2 separate regions of the Homo sapiens genome follow, and region 2 is linked to region 1. A link is a contact called in ENCODE Hi-C data. All regions are on one chromosome and are shown on one strand. Each heading gives the region's core, a stretch centred on a gene start or an enhancer-like site at or near the end of the contact. The rest is flanking DNA. Distances are from core to core; before and after follow the strand shown.

What was found. A loop is a pair of places that touch in the nucleus more often than their neighbours do. Pooled maps may share reads with other maps.
Region 2: a map of naive thymus-derived CD4-positive, alpha-beta T cell shows a loop between it and region 1 (32-fold over the local background). The contact joins the promoter of FBXW11 here to the promoter of RARS1 in region 1. A Hi-C loop is called at or near these places in 2 of 168 maps with a recorded cell type or tissue (CD4-positive, alpha-beta memory T cell and naive thymus-derived CD4-positive, alpha-beta T cell) and 8 of 50 pooled maps.

What each region holds. Positions count from the first base shown.
Region 1 is chr5:168,483,966-168,490,922 of GRCh38, reverse strand. It overlaps RARS1 (arginyl-tRNA synthetase 1), which reads right to left and starts at 4,452. Exons shown (of 15, transcript NM_002887.4): 1 at 4,380-4,452; 2 at 2,187-2,321. The coding sequence starts at 4,424.
Region 2 is chr5:172,002,430-172,009,386 of GRCh38, reverse strand. FBXW11 (F-box and WD repeat domain containing 11) reads left to right here and starts at 2,749. Exons shown (of 14, transcript NM_001378974.1): 1 at 2,749-2,929. The coding sequence starts at 2,885. RefSeq lists enhancers at 355-982, 2,425-2,694, 2,238-2,865, 3,465-3,584 and silencers at 2,725-3,004, 3,015-3,124.

The sequences.
Region 1 (6,957 bases), core at 3,203-5,702:
CCAGGTAATTCACCTGCCTCGGCCTCCCAAACAGCTGAGATTACAGGTGTGAGCCACTGCGCCCAACCTCAATTTTTTATTTTTAAAGGATAGGAGTACCACCATGTACATATGTATGTGTGTGTACCTACACACACGAAATCTACTGTGCTTAGTTTTGGCACTATGAAAATTACTATCTGATTATAATCAATTCAACAAGTTGTCTCTACCAGTTTCATATGTGATGCTTTCAAGTCAGAGCATGTGGCCAAAGTGAACCAGGGAAAAACGACAGGGTGAATGGCCATCACACACAGTACTTTATTACTCTGTGGTTTTTAGTTCTGCTGTGTACCTTGTGTTCAGCTGCTCATTCAGTAGGGCAAAGTATTTGTCAAAGAACCAATATGCCTCCCACAATACAGTGAGAGCATTCTCCTAGCTATATAAGAGCTAATCTGCATTACAGAAAAATGTGTAGTAAAATATGCTGTACTTCCATCCCAGCTACTTGGGAGGCTGAGGTGGGAGGATTACTTGAGGCGAGGAGTTCGACAAAATACTGTACTTCCTTTTGTATCTTTTCCCTTATAGTCTCTAGCACATATTAGACATTTAATAATACTTTTGAATTAAAATAAATATAACAGAGAATTAAACATATATAAGTGTAGAATGAATGACATAACGAGAAAGGTGAGATTCTTTTGGGAAGATTCTATGGAAAAGGAATTTTGTGATTCTAGAAGACTCAAAGACAAGCACAGCAGATCACATATAGGTAATATGAGACTCGAGCATAGCAGATCACAAATAGGAAATATGGACACCGGGCACGGTGGCTCACGCCTGTAATCCCAGCACTTTGGGAAGGCGAGACAGGCAGATCACCTGAGGTCAGGAGTTCCAGACCAGCCTGACCAACATGGAGAAACCTCGTCTCTACTAAAAATACAAAATTAACCAGGTGTGGTGGTGCATGCCTGTAATCCCAGCTACTGGGGAGGCTGAGGCAGGAGAATTGCTTGAACCTGGGAGGTGGAGGTTATTGTGAGCTGAGATTGTGCCATTGCAATCCAGCCTGAGCAACAAGAGTGAGACTCCGTCTCAAAAAAAAAAAAAAAAAAAGATAATATGAGAGATGTCATGGGAGTGGGGAAGATAGAGTCTAAGGTGAGTAAATGGATCAATCAGCTTTGGGAAAAGGATGTAATGCCTGCAGAGTTTGTCTGACAGTAATATATACACACAGGAGAATAATTATGGGAATGAGGTCAACACTCTGGGATATGTCATCACCAAATACGAAAGGCAGGCCAAAAAACTGCAGCAAGTTCATTTTTTTAAAACAAAATTGGTAAAACACTGTTAAATCATGAGACCATTAAATAAACATAGCACAAGCTTCATGGGGAAAAAAAGTGTTTTGAAATACCAGGTGGAAAAAACCCCAAATGATTATGTAAGATATAAAACTGTAAAATAACCAACTTAGGGCAGAGAAAATATGCAGGTGTATTTTCAAATATTTCCTTTATGATAGAGGCAATGATTTAAAAATCAAACATGTTTTTTTAAAAAAGGCATGGGCATAAACTGTTGAAAGAAATGCCTCAACCTTGCTGGGTGCAGTAGGTTATACTTGTAATTCCAACACTTTGGGAGGCCAAGACAGGGAGGGTTGCTTGAAGCCAGGAATTCCGAGGCCAGCCTGGCCAACACAGCAAGACCCCATCTCTATTAAAAAAAAAAAATTAGCTGGATGTGGTGGCACACGCCTGTAGTCCCAGCCACTCAGGAGGCTGTGGTGGGATGACTGCTTGAGCCTGAAGGTTGAGGCTGTACTGAGCCGTGATGATGCCACCACACTCTGGCCTGAGTGACAGACACCCTGTCTCAAAAAATAATAAATAAATTTTTAAAAAGAAATGCCTCAACCCTACCTAAATCCTACTTTAAGTTAGCCAAACAGTTAGCAGGATGAAACATTTCAAAGAGTCCTGAAGGACAGGACAACACCAACTTGTCACTATTTGCACCAACTACCTCAGTCCTAAGTTGTCTAATGCAGGGAAAAGAATAGGGTTTCTATGCTTCTTTTCCAAATTCCATAGGATATACTTCCAGAATCTTTGGTAACAAAGGCTTTAAAAAAGCTATAATGATTCAAACTGGAGAATAAAACTGGAACCCAAAGTACTCACCTTTCGAAGAATATTCAGTCGATACTTTAATTTTAAATTTTCTTCTTGTAACTGCTCCAAATTTGGAGAAGCTCCTAAACAGCCACAGTTTTTCAACCGGTCAATTTCAGCAGTCAGAGATTTAATCTCTTCTTCCTGTGGGAAAAAAAGCACTTTTTTCAGTCCATAAACTTACTTCCACATTTCCCCTCTCTACCAAGGCGTGGCATAGACCATGGGAATCATTAATGTTCCCTTTGATGAGCTGTGTTTCTTTCTCCTCTGAGATTTTTGCTGACGTTAGCATATTATCCTTAATAAGAAAATATTGGCCAGGCATGGTGGCTCACGCCTGTAATCCCAGCACTTTGGGAGGCCTAGGCAGGTGGATGACTTGAGGCCAAGAGTTCAAGACCAGCATGGCAAACATAGCGAAACGCTGTCTCTACTAAAAATACAAAAATTAGCTAGGCATGGTGGCGCATGCCTGTAATCCTAGCTACTTGGGAGGCTGAGGCAGGAGAATTGCCTGAATCCCAGAGGCTGAGGTTGCGGTGAGTCGAGATCGTGCCACTGCACTCCAGTCTGCTTGACAGAGCGAGACTCTGTTTCAAAAAAAAAGAAAAAGAAAAAGAATATATTAACCACACATACATGTGTTTTGGGAGACAGGAATCGGAGTAAGTATATAATGGGATATGCCTCATGTCTCATATCCCTAGTTCTTTTCTTTGGCTCGATAAACACTCTGATTTAGCAAGAGTAGTTAAGTTTCAGGTTGACCAACCTGCTTTTATTCCCAAATCCTATGACCTGGGACTCTTAAAAAACCCAAATGTCCTTTGTCACATTCAAAATAGCTCAAGGGTCTGCCTTTCACCCTTTCTGGGACTAAACAATTTTCCCATTTCTTCCTGTTTCCAGTGTCTTAGGTCCTAGACTAGACCAGACCAGGCTTTGTAGTTTAACATCTAAAACTAAAGACATGTCAATTCAGAAAGAAATAAAGCTTCCAACTTAAACTGCAAAACTCAGGGGGAGTTCCTCACCTGAAATTTCAGAATACTTACTGGGAGATAGCTACAGCCAAAACCAAATTGCCAAAAATGAGCATACATTATGTTCCAGGAGCTGAGCTAAAAACACTTTTCAGAAATTACCTTCATGATTATCACAACCAAGTGAGGCAAAGATAAATACATACCGATAAATAAATGGCTCAGAAATGTAAAGAGCTTGCCAATTTACTTGACTAACTTGTACTTTGTGACTGCTGATTAAGTATACAGCCGTAACAGGACAGAGTACTGTGAACTATCTTCCTACCATCCCTCCCCACCTGGGCATAAAAGGTAATGGAACTGTTCCGCTTTCACTTTTTTTTTTTGTAGGGGGACGGAGTCTCACTCTGTCGCCCAGGCTGTGGTGCAGTGGTGTGCTCTCTGCTCACTGCAAGCTCCGCCTCCCGGGTTCACGCCATTCTCCTGCCTCAGCCTCCCGAGTAGCTAGGAATACAGGGACCCCCCCCAACACAGCCGGTTAAGTTTTTTTGTATTTTCAGTAGAGACGGAGTTTCACTGTGTTAGCCAGGATGGTCTCGATCTCCTGACATCGTGATCCGCCCACCTCGGCCTCCCAAAGTGCTGGGATTACAGGCATGAGCCACCGCGCCCGGCCGCTTTCACTTTTATATGGTGTGGCTGCTCCTTCCCGACGAATGCTGAGGGCACAGAGCAAGCTCCGCTGGTCTGATAATGAATCACCCCATGGGCTTATTAGGAATCCTCTCGCTCAGTAACCCGGGAAGAACTGCGGCTGAGCTGCAAACCAAGACCCAGAGCTCTGAATGTATTCCCCCCTTGTCTATCTCCCCGCATCCCCTAAATCGCGTGTGTATGCAGAAGAGGAGGTGGATTGTAGGGAGAGAACTGTTCTGAACATGCCAGGCTCCAGCCCACCGAAGACGCTGGTTTGGGGGAGGCCTGGGAGAGGGTGGGGACCCTCCATTCCGCTGAAAATCACAGTCACACGGGCTTTGAAATGATGGGTGCTTCCTCTCTCAACCCTTCCTGTTCCCACAGGGACCGTGCCGCTCCACTCTGAGAGGACCAGGATGGTCCTCGCCTAGCTGTCCCGCCCCCGAAGCCGCTTGGGCAGGAGTCAGAGCCTGCTCCATCTCTTTCAGGCCTTCCCGCCGGTCTCCTGCGTCCAAACCTGCTGCAGCAGCCGCGCGGAGCACTCAGACACCAGTACGTCCATCCTCCCATCAGCGTCTCACTCGCCAAGTGGACGGAAGCGGAAACGGTCAGCCTCTCCCGGAAGCGGAAACCCCCTCCGGTCCGCTGTCCCGTCGGACTGGGTGCTGGCGCCTCTGCTGCCTCCTGGCGGGATCCAGTAGACACTGCGAGGAGAACCCGCGGGGATTTCGGTCAGGAGCGAGGCCGCAACTCAGGGACGTTTGGGCGAGGGGAGAGGAATTGAGCAGACACTAACCAGAGCTGCTCTGTGCTTGGATAGACTAGGACAGTCACTGACCTAGAGCTTCTGGCTCTCAAAGGCCTCACTTTGCCCCTTTGTGAAATGGGCACAAAACTAACAAATCCATTCATTTATTCAACAAACATTTATTGTGTACTTTAAAATGCCAGACAGTATTCTAGGCTCTGGGGGCACAAAGAAAACAAAACAGACACGATCTCCCCTCTCACGGCAGACACATTTTAGAATGGAGAGAGAAAATAGACCAAAAAAGGCAATAATCTCAGGTAGTTTTAATTGCTAGGAAGGCAATGTGATAGAGTGACTTGGGTGAGAGAAGACATCTCTAAGCAAGTGACATTTGAGTTAAAATCTTATTTATTTTTCCAGTTTTATTGAGGTATAATTGACAAAGATTGTATATCATAACGATGTACAACGTAATGTTTTGATATATGTATACATTCTGAAATGATTACCACAACCAAAATAATTAACATAACCTTCATCTCATACAGTTATCATTTGCATGTGTGTGTGTGTGTGTGTGTGCGCGCGCGCGCGCGCGCGTGTGTGCTGTGAACATTTAAGATCTATTCTCATCCTGGGAAACAGCTAAGACCTCGTCTCTACAAAAAAATGGAAAAATAGCCGGGCATGGTGGCATGTGCCTGTAGTCCCTGGTATATAGGAGGCTGAGGTGGGAGGATCACTTGAGCCCAAGAATTTGAGGCTGCGGTGAGCCATGATCATGCCACTGTACTCTGCCTGGATGACAGAGTGAGACCTTTTCTCTCTCTATTTAAAAACAAACAAAACGAAACGAAAACGAAAACTGCAAGTATACAATATACATTACATCTCTAGAATCTATTCATCCCGCCTAACTGAAACTTTGTAACTTTGAGCAACATCTCCCATCTTTCCTACCTCTGAAGCCCTGACAACCACCATTCTATGCTCTGCTTCTATGAATCTGAATTTTTTAGATTACACATATACATGGGCTAATGTAGTATTTGTCTTTCTGTGCCCGGCTTATTGCACCAACATAATGTTCTCCAGGTTCATCTATGTTGTCACCCATAACAGGGTTTTCTTTTATAAGGCTGAATAATATTTCATTGTATATATATTGAGTTAAAATTATAAACAGCAAACCTGGGATATATGTTCTAAGAGGGCAGGGACCTTAATTATCTTGTTCACTCTTCTCTATGACTCCAGAACTTAGAAAGTAGCACTCTAAACGTTTTCGCTTCCGTGCCTCATAAAAGTATTTTAAAAATTCATATCCCAGTGTATACTTTTAAAAGTTGACATCGAGCTAGGCACAGTGGCTCATGTCTGTAATCCTAGCACTTTGGGAGGCTGAGGCAGGCAGATTTCTTGAGCCCAGGAGTCCAAGACCAGCCTGGAAAAAATGGTGAAACATCGTCTCTACCAAAAATACAAAACATTAGCCAGGCATGGTGGTGTGCACCTGTAGTCCCAGCTATATAGGAGACTTAGGAGGCAGGATTGTTTAAACCCAAGAGTTTGAGGTTGCAGTGAGCCATGATCTGGCCACTGCACTCCAGCCTGGGCAACGGAGTGAGACTCTGTCTCAAAAAAAAAAAAAAAAAAAAAAAAAAGACATCTAAAAACTCTTTTCACAACTTCTGGGAATGGATTATTTTCTGGCATGATGTTTCATAAGTGCTCTCACTATATTTTCGTCAAAACTGTGGATTTGCAAGTTTAGCTTGTCCAATTTATGGAACATGTCGGCCATATTGTTTCATTGGCAAAGCCAGTCCTCTTTGTCCAATTAAATAATCCAAATTATTTTACTTAATTTTTAACAAGCTTAAAGTTTGCCTTTATCTTTTTTCCTTTTAAATTAATTAATTAATTTTACCCAGAACTATATAAACTATCCTTTATTTTGTAAATCAAATAAAAGTGTTAATATACCAGTCCTTCCTTATCCGTGGGAGATACATTGCAACACCCCTCAGTGGATGCCTGAAACCGTGAATAGTACCAAGCCCTATATATATACTATGTTTTTTCAATCCAGTAATTCAGAGGGCTAATAAGTGACTAATGGGTGGGTAGTGTAGACAGCATGAATTTGTTGGGCAAGGGGGGATTCATATCCTGGGCAAGACAGAATGGGACGGTGGAGATTTCATCATGCTACCAAGAAATGGCATGCATTTTAAGACCTATGAATTGGTTATTTCTGAATTGGTTATTTAAGCCTATGAATTGGTAATTTTCCACTTAATATCTTGAGCACATAAGTAGGGGGGACTACTGTGCATGTTCC
Region 2 (6,957 bases), core at 1,500-3,999, 3.5 Mb before region 1:
ACCATAGAATATATGCTTAAATAAAGGTAGTTGCTATTTAACCCCTGCATATTGTTGCCATGTAGATCTAATTGTCAGATATTCTAATTTTTCAAGAAAAGCTGGAAATTCAGATTTTGAAAACCTGAACATCAAATTTTAAAAACAGTAAAAAAGACGGTATAGGACAAACATATGTATGTGCCGGGTCGGCGGGGGGAGGGTCACATCCAGCTTGTGACTCCTACCCCATGCCTGTTTTTATGCCCCTGTACAATCCTTTCCCACACTGACTATGGGTGTGGCCATACTACTAGTTTTGGCCAACGGGACATTACCAAGTGTGGTGCATACCAGAGGTTTGATAAGCATTTGTTCACTGGGGCTTGTCCTTTCTCAAGTCACTATGCAGACGTTTGAATGATAAAAAGCCACAGGGAGGAGAGGCCCTAGAAGATGAAAAGTCATTTTGAATGAGTTCCCAGCTGATTGCATGTGGGCCCCGGCTGAGCCCGGGTCAGCCCACACAATTGTAAAATCATAATAAACCATTGTTATTCTAAGCTACTAAGTCTTCGGAGGTTTGTTGTGTTGCAACAGGTAACTGAAATAGAGGTCATATCTAATCCCTTTGTTTTACTAATGAATGTCCTAAGGGCCATAGTGGAACGGACCTGGTGAAATTCAGATAGCATGACAGTGGTAAGAACTTTCCAATTCTGTGCTCTTCCTATTGCTTTTCTTTCAATTCCCTTGGTGAAAAGCACCAGGTAAGGACTATGAAACTTCAAAGTCTACCTGCAGGGAACTTATACTGTGTCCTGAATGCATGCAAATTACTGTAACTTGGTCCTTGGTAATGGAAAGATTTCTAGGTCATCCAGCCTCTTTGACTTTATAGGTGCAGAGAATGCAAAAACACTTTGAGAAAGTGAAAAGCAGCCTCTGATATCTGGAAGCTGGCCTGGTACAATCAGCCATGCCATGATGTTACTAGACCACAGCCTGGCCCTTATAGCTAGGCTTTGTGTTTTCCTGTAGAACAAAAACAATTCCAAAGAACATCAACATCAGACGAGGTCATTCTGTGACCATGATAGATCCAGACAAATACAAGACCACTCTATAATCAGGTCTAAACACGATAAAAAGATAAAACCTGATGATTGTCCAAACCACAAAAAATGACTCAACATCCCCACTTGGCTAATATGAGGGAGCTGCTGCTGCACTTTTTTTTTTTTTTTTCGTTTTTGAGACAAGGTCTGGCTCTATCACTCAGGGTACAGTGGAGTGGTGCGATCTCCATTCACTGAAACCTCCACTTCCTGGGCTCAAGCGATCGTCCCACCTCTGCCTCCCAAGTAACTGAGATGACAGGCGCGCACCACCAGGCCCGGTTCATTTTTGTATTTTTTGTAGAGAAGAGTTTCGCCATGTTGCCCAGGCTGGTCTGGAACTCCTGCGCTCAAGCAATTCGCCTGCCTCGGTTTACCAAAGTGCTGGGATTACAGGCGTGAGCCACTGCGCCCGGCCAGGCTGCTGTTTCTTTATCTGCACAGCTTTAGCCTCAATCTAGAATTCCCTTCCTCTAGATAAGATGAACTGAGATGCTCAATCATGGAACGACCCTCTCTTCCTGACAGTATCTAATCCAGTGAAGCTCTCACTTCCTTAAACCCTCTCCCAAATCACTAACAACTCTTACCGAGAGGCCCTATCGTTCCTCAATGTGTGTTCTCAGTCACTGCAACTAGTAATAAACCCAGCTTGTTCAACGATCCGTGTCTTCCTGGTGGGATTTGGTTAGAGGGCACGGACAGACCTAAGTTACACAGAGTTGGAGGCTGAGTTCACTAGAAGGAGTCTCCGCTTGTGTGTTCCTTCTTAGCCACTCTTTTGGTTAGTGTCTGTCGTCCCTCCACCAGAATTAAGCTCCATGAGAACAGGAGCCTTGTCTGTCATGTTCAGAGCTGATTCTCAGCGCCTAGAACGGTACGCAGCGGAAGCTGGATGCTTAAAAAATAACCATTTTCTGAACGAATGAATGAGGGGCTCGATATACGCACGTCCCCTTTAATCTCGCAGCTCCTCGCAGATCGTGTGACATACAGACAGCACCACAGCACATTTCCCAAAACCCCGTCTTTCCCGAAGAAATCTCGAAACTCTCACTCCTGGGATGCCCATCCTCTCAGAGCCTCTTCCCCAGGCCGAGCTTCTCTCACTCGCTGGCCCCTTCCCACACCTGAGCCCCAGGTCTATACACCTTCCTAACGCACCTAGAACCCACCTGTCTCCACCATCTGCCCCTACCATCAGACACTGCCGGACGGGCCGCGCAGCTACCTAGGCGTCTAGGGAGCACTGCGGCATGGACCGCGCATGTGCGGAAATGGGTCGCATACGCAGGACCTCCGACAAGTGAGGAGTTGCCTCGGAGTTTCCGTCCCGGTCTGGGCAGCCTTGGGCTGCCAGGAAGTCAAGAGAAGCTAGCCGGAAGGACAACCCGGGCGCACGGCTTTCTGGGACACGTAGTCGTGGCGCTCTCGAGGCCCTGCCATGAGCAAGCTCTTAACTCTTCAGGTCTGCACGTCCTACGCCCACCGTCCAGTGCTACTCTCAGCTCGGAGTTCAGCTTCGGGCTGCCAAGAGCCAGCAACCTGGTGTCAGAGGCTCGGTCCCACAACGCTCTGCGGGCCGCGGCGCCTGCTGGGAGGTGTAGTCCCCGATCTGCGTACTGCGTTCGCCGAGGGGGAGGGCGGAGCTGCCGGCGGCCCGGGCGGGCTGGCAGCTAGAGTGGGTGCGATAGCCGCCTCCGCCTCTGCCGCCTCCGCCGTCGCCTCCTCCGCCCGGGCCGTTCGCTGCTGCGCGGGGAGAGCGAGGCGGGGCCGCCGGGGCCGCCATGGAGCCCGACTCGGTGATTGAGGACAAGACCATCGAGCTCATGGTGAGTGCGGCCCGCTGGACCGTCTGTGCTTCCGTCCGTCCGGCCCCGGGCGGGCCTGCCCACCTCAACGTCCGGTGCGAGGCCGGCTCTGGCCCTTCCCAGACGCCTCGACCCAGACCCGGGCCCCCAGCCTTCCCTGGCCTCGGACCTGGCGCGGGCTCCTCTGATCCCTCGACATCTCCGGCCGGTCCTGGCCCGGCCCCCTCCATGCCCCTCGCTTCTCCCCCTCCCCCTGGTCCCGTCTCCGGTCCCAGCTCTCGGACGACCCTCGCTCGTTTATGCTGTAGACTTAGGTCGCACTCGCTCTAGCACCCCATTCTCCTTCTTTTAGAAAGGGATTTTTTTTTCTTTCCTCTGTTTCGGCCCAGGCCCGCACCGCGCTTGCAAGCCCCACTCAGGCCGAGTGAGATGGTGGGAAGGAGTACGGAGATGGGTTGGGGCCGCCTGGGCCTCCGCGTCCTAGGAGAGGTCTCAGCACCCACTCCCCAGCCTAGGTCTGTGTGGATGCCAGGATAGGCCCTACAGAGCTGGGGGGGCAGGGAGCTTTCGGGTTTGAGGCTGTGGCGGATAAGGAGGCCTCTTTCCCGGGCCCTTGTGGTGTCCGGCTTCTCGGACAAAGGGTTTCCTACCCGGCGGAGAGGGATGTTTGCATAGCAAGGGCCCAGGTACTCTGGATTCCATCCTCCAGGAAAGAGAAGGCGCAACTTCACGTTTTCCAGAGCTGCTTTGGGAAATTGGAGATGACTGGGGAGGGAGCCATCCTCATCACTGCCGCGAGGTCTTTCTTCTCAGAAAGAAAAAAAAAAGAGGGGAATCCTTGGCCCCCGGGGGAAGCGACCACTCTTCTGTTAGAAACCACTGGCAGCCAGGCCAGACTCCCGGTCCGTGGACACCCTCCACCCTCCTCCGAAGCTTTAGGATTTGAAACCAGAAGGGGTTTTTAGGAACAGGACAGTGAGAGAGTGGCTAGAAGTGAAGAATTTGCTAATTGATGGATGATTTGGTGGAAGAAATAAAATATGGCAGATATTACCTGCCAACGTGAACATGAGGGAAATCAAATTGGGCTCTGGAGAGCTGGGAAGAGGAAGTCTGCATCAGCAAATGGACATGTCCAGGATTTCTTCCTATGGAAGCCTTGACAGTTTCTTTGTATCTTTCCTAACACGGTAACAACTTCTTCCCCAGGGTTGAGAGGAGAGGTGGAAGAATCTACTTAACCCAGCAAAATGTTTTCCTAGCCAGATTTTCTTCAGTGTGAAAATGTTTATTGAGTCAGTGATTCCACTGGGTAGGGTTGGTGACATCAGAGCCACTTCCCCCATTTAACGCTATAAATAATAAATGGTGACACTGAAAGTCTGTTGGATAGCTGCATGGTTTCTGTGGATGATGGTGTCTGGGGAGTTGAGATGCTTGTTTTAAAAATGGAAGTACAGTAGCATAAATATGGAGGCAGCTTAATGTTTGCTGTCCTTTGCATAATTCACAGAACTGGACTTCTCTAGCATTCTTGAAAACTAGGAGGGAAAAAAAGAAACTGATAGTTTTTGATTTTTGCATGCGTGTGTGTGTGTGTGTGTGTGTGTGCACGTGGGGTTGTTTTCAAAGGGATGTCACATACTGAGTGATTTTTCCTTTTCAGCATAATTTATCATACTTGTAGTCAAGTGTTTGGTATTCTGTAACTTTTGTAGTGGGTTATTTTGGTAACTATCTTAAATCGACTAAGTATATTACATATTCTTAAGAATGTACACACAGTGCATGTACTTACAACAGAAGTACTTCATATCGAAAAATTGTAACTTGGTGCCTCTTTGAAATTGGCTGTTCCCAGCTCCTTCCATTTCTATTCCTTTAAAAAATAACGAAAATGTATTTATTTTCAAAAGAATTATAAGAAATACGTTGTAACCCAAGTCAGTGTATGGTTACAAAATAAAAAAATAAAAACCTTTGGCCTAAATTCACTGGCTTCCTATGCTTATAACTTAAAAAGTTTTGATTTTACATGATAGCACTTGGTTTTGATCAGAAAAGAGATTTCAGCCTGTTAAGGACATTATAAACTGGGATTTAAACTGGAATTCTTTGAAAATTTAACAGAGTTTAGTTATATTACGATTAATTTTAAAATGGCCTTTTATTTAAGGATTTTGATATTTCCTGAAAGGGATATCAGTTAAGACTCTTAGACAACCCTTATCATAAATTAAATATGTGTATTTATTTTAGTAAAGTAGCACAGGTGCTTAACAACTGATTGAGTAAATCCAGGATCAAATGTAGGAAATAATGCCTTAGAATCTAATTGCATGTGGCTTTCTGTTTTCACTGCATTTCAATTACAGTTTCCAGAACTGGGTTAAAAATATTTTTTACATTGGTTTCAAGATAATACGATTGATGGAGGAAAAGGGGTTAAACTGATGGTGTTTTGAAAGCCTAAAGCATGAAATATTTTTAGATTTTTATGAGTCAGCTTCAGTACTCAAATATTTGTGATTGTGCTGCTTGTACCAGTTTGGCACTTAATGCTTAACAAGATAACTTTCATTTGCTGTTCCAAAGTGTGCTGTATTAAAAAGAGGAAACAGACTTCTTGGTTATCTCCATTTTCTAATCTTCATCCCTGTACTTTCCTTAATATTGATTCTTCTGTTTTTCCTTGCATTTTTGATAAGTATATTAGGAAATAAAGCTGGTGATAGCAGAATAGTTAAATTTCTAAAATATAACCCCCACTTTGACTCCTACCGCTGCCTGAGGCCTGGGTCCACCCAGGTTGCTTCTCCTCCTGACCCACTCTATAGGATTCAGCTTTGAATATTAGTAAAGTCTATAAGCTCTTAATTTAGACCCTGAATTTACAGTTACTAATGGTAAATAATTTAACCGCCAGATGACTTTTAGGGCCTTATATTGGCCCAGGGCTATACCTGTTAGTGGGCCTATTTTTCCAAACTTCTGAGTTTGGTAAAATTCGCCTTATGAATGAGGCAGAAAACTAGTAATTCATTTTGGAAATATGTAAAGTTTATCCGGCTATGTTCAATGGACTTCATTGGGAAGAATGAGAACTGTACAATATGTATCACGTGGTATTTATTAACCTTTGAGTTAGGAATATGACTTGATTTTCAGGCACTCATCACTAGAAAGCACTCACAAGAGCTTCTGATTGGAAGAGAAAGATGATTAGATTACCCTGTAAGAAGCCAGCAGAAATTGATGCTATCACTTTAGGAAAGGCGATCCTGCCTCCTCCACGGGTGTGAGTGAATCCCCTCTTCCCTTTACACAATTAATGGATGGTTTATAATTAATTGTTAAATGACTTCCCTTTTTGCTAAGTGACCTTAAGTGAGTCATTTCCCTTCTGTCTTATCTCTTAAGTGGCTGTATTACTTGTTCAATGAAGTAATGTAGGTTAAAATACACTGATCCTTATTAAGAAGGTGTGGGCAGGTGCGGTGGCTCTAGCCTGTAATCCCAGCACTTTAGGAGGTGGGAGGATTGCTTGAGCCCAGGAGTTAGAGACCAGCCTAGGCAACATAACAAAACCCTGTCTCTACAAAAAATAAAAAAATTAGCCAGGCATAGTGGTTCACTCCTATAGTCCCTGCTACTCAGGAGCCTGAGGTGGGGAGGATTGCTTGAGCCCAGGAGTTTGAGGTTGCAGTGACCTGTGATTGTGCCACTGCACTCCAGCCTGGGTAACAGAGCAAGACACTCTCAAAAAAAAAAAAAAAAAAAAAGAAAAGAAAAAAGAAAGAAACGAATAAATGAAGTTACTGGAAATGTTGTCTTTTTTTCTTTTTGGATCTTTTTTTTTTCTTCCTGTCATTGACTTTCTCGGGGTGAGTGGGGTTGTTTAGTGACTTCATCAAGAAATTGGATATTACTTTGTCACCACCTTTCTCCTCATGTAGCACACCACTAGGGGTGCTAACTTACTGAATGCAGACTCAGTGGACACAGGTTTCAATAGGGTCCAAATGAATAAACCACACACACACACACAC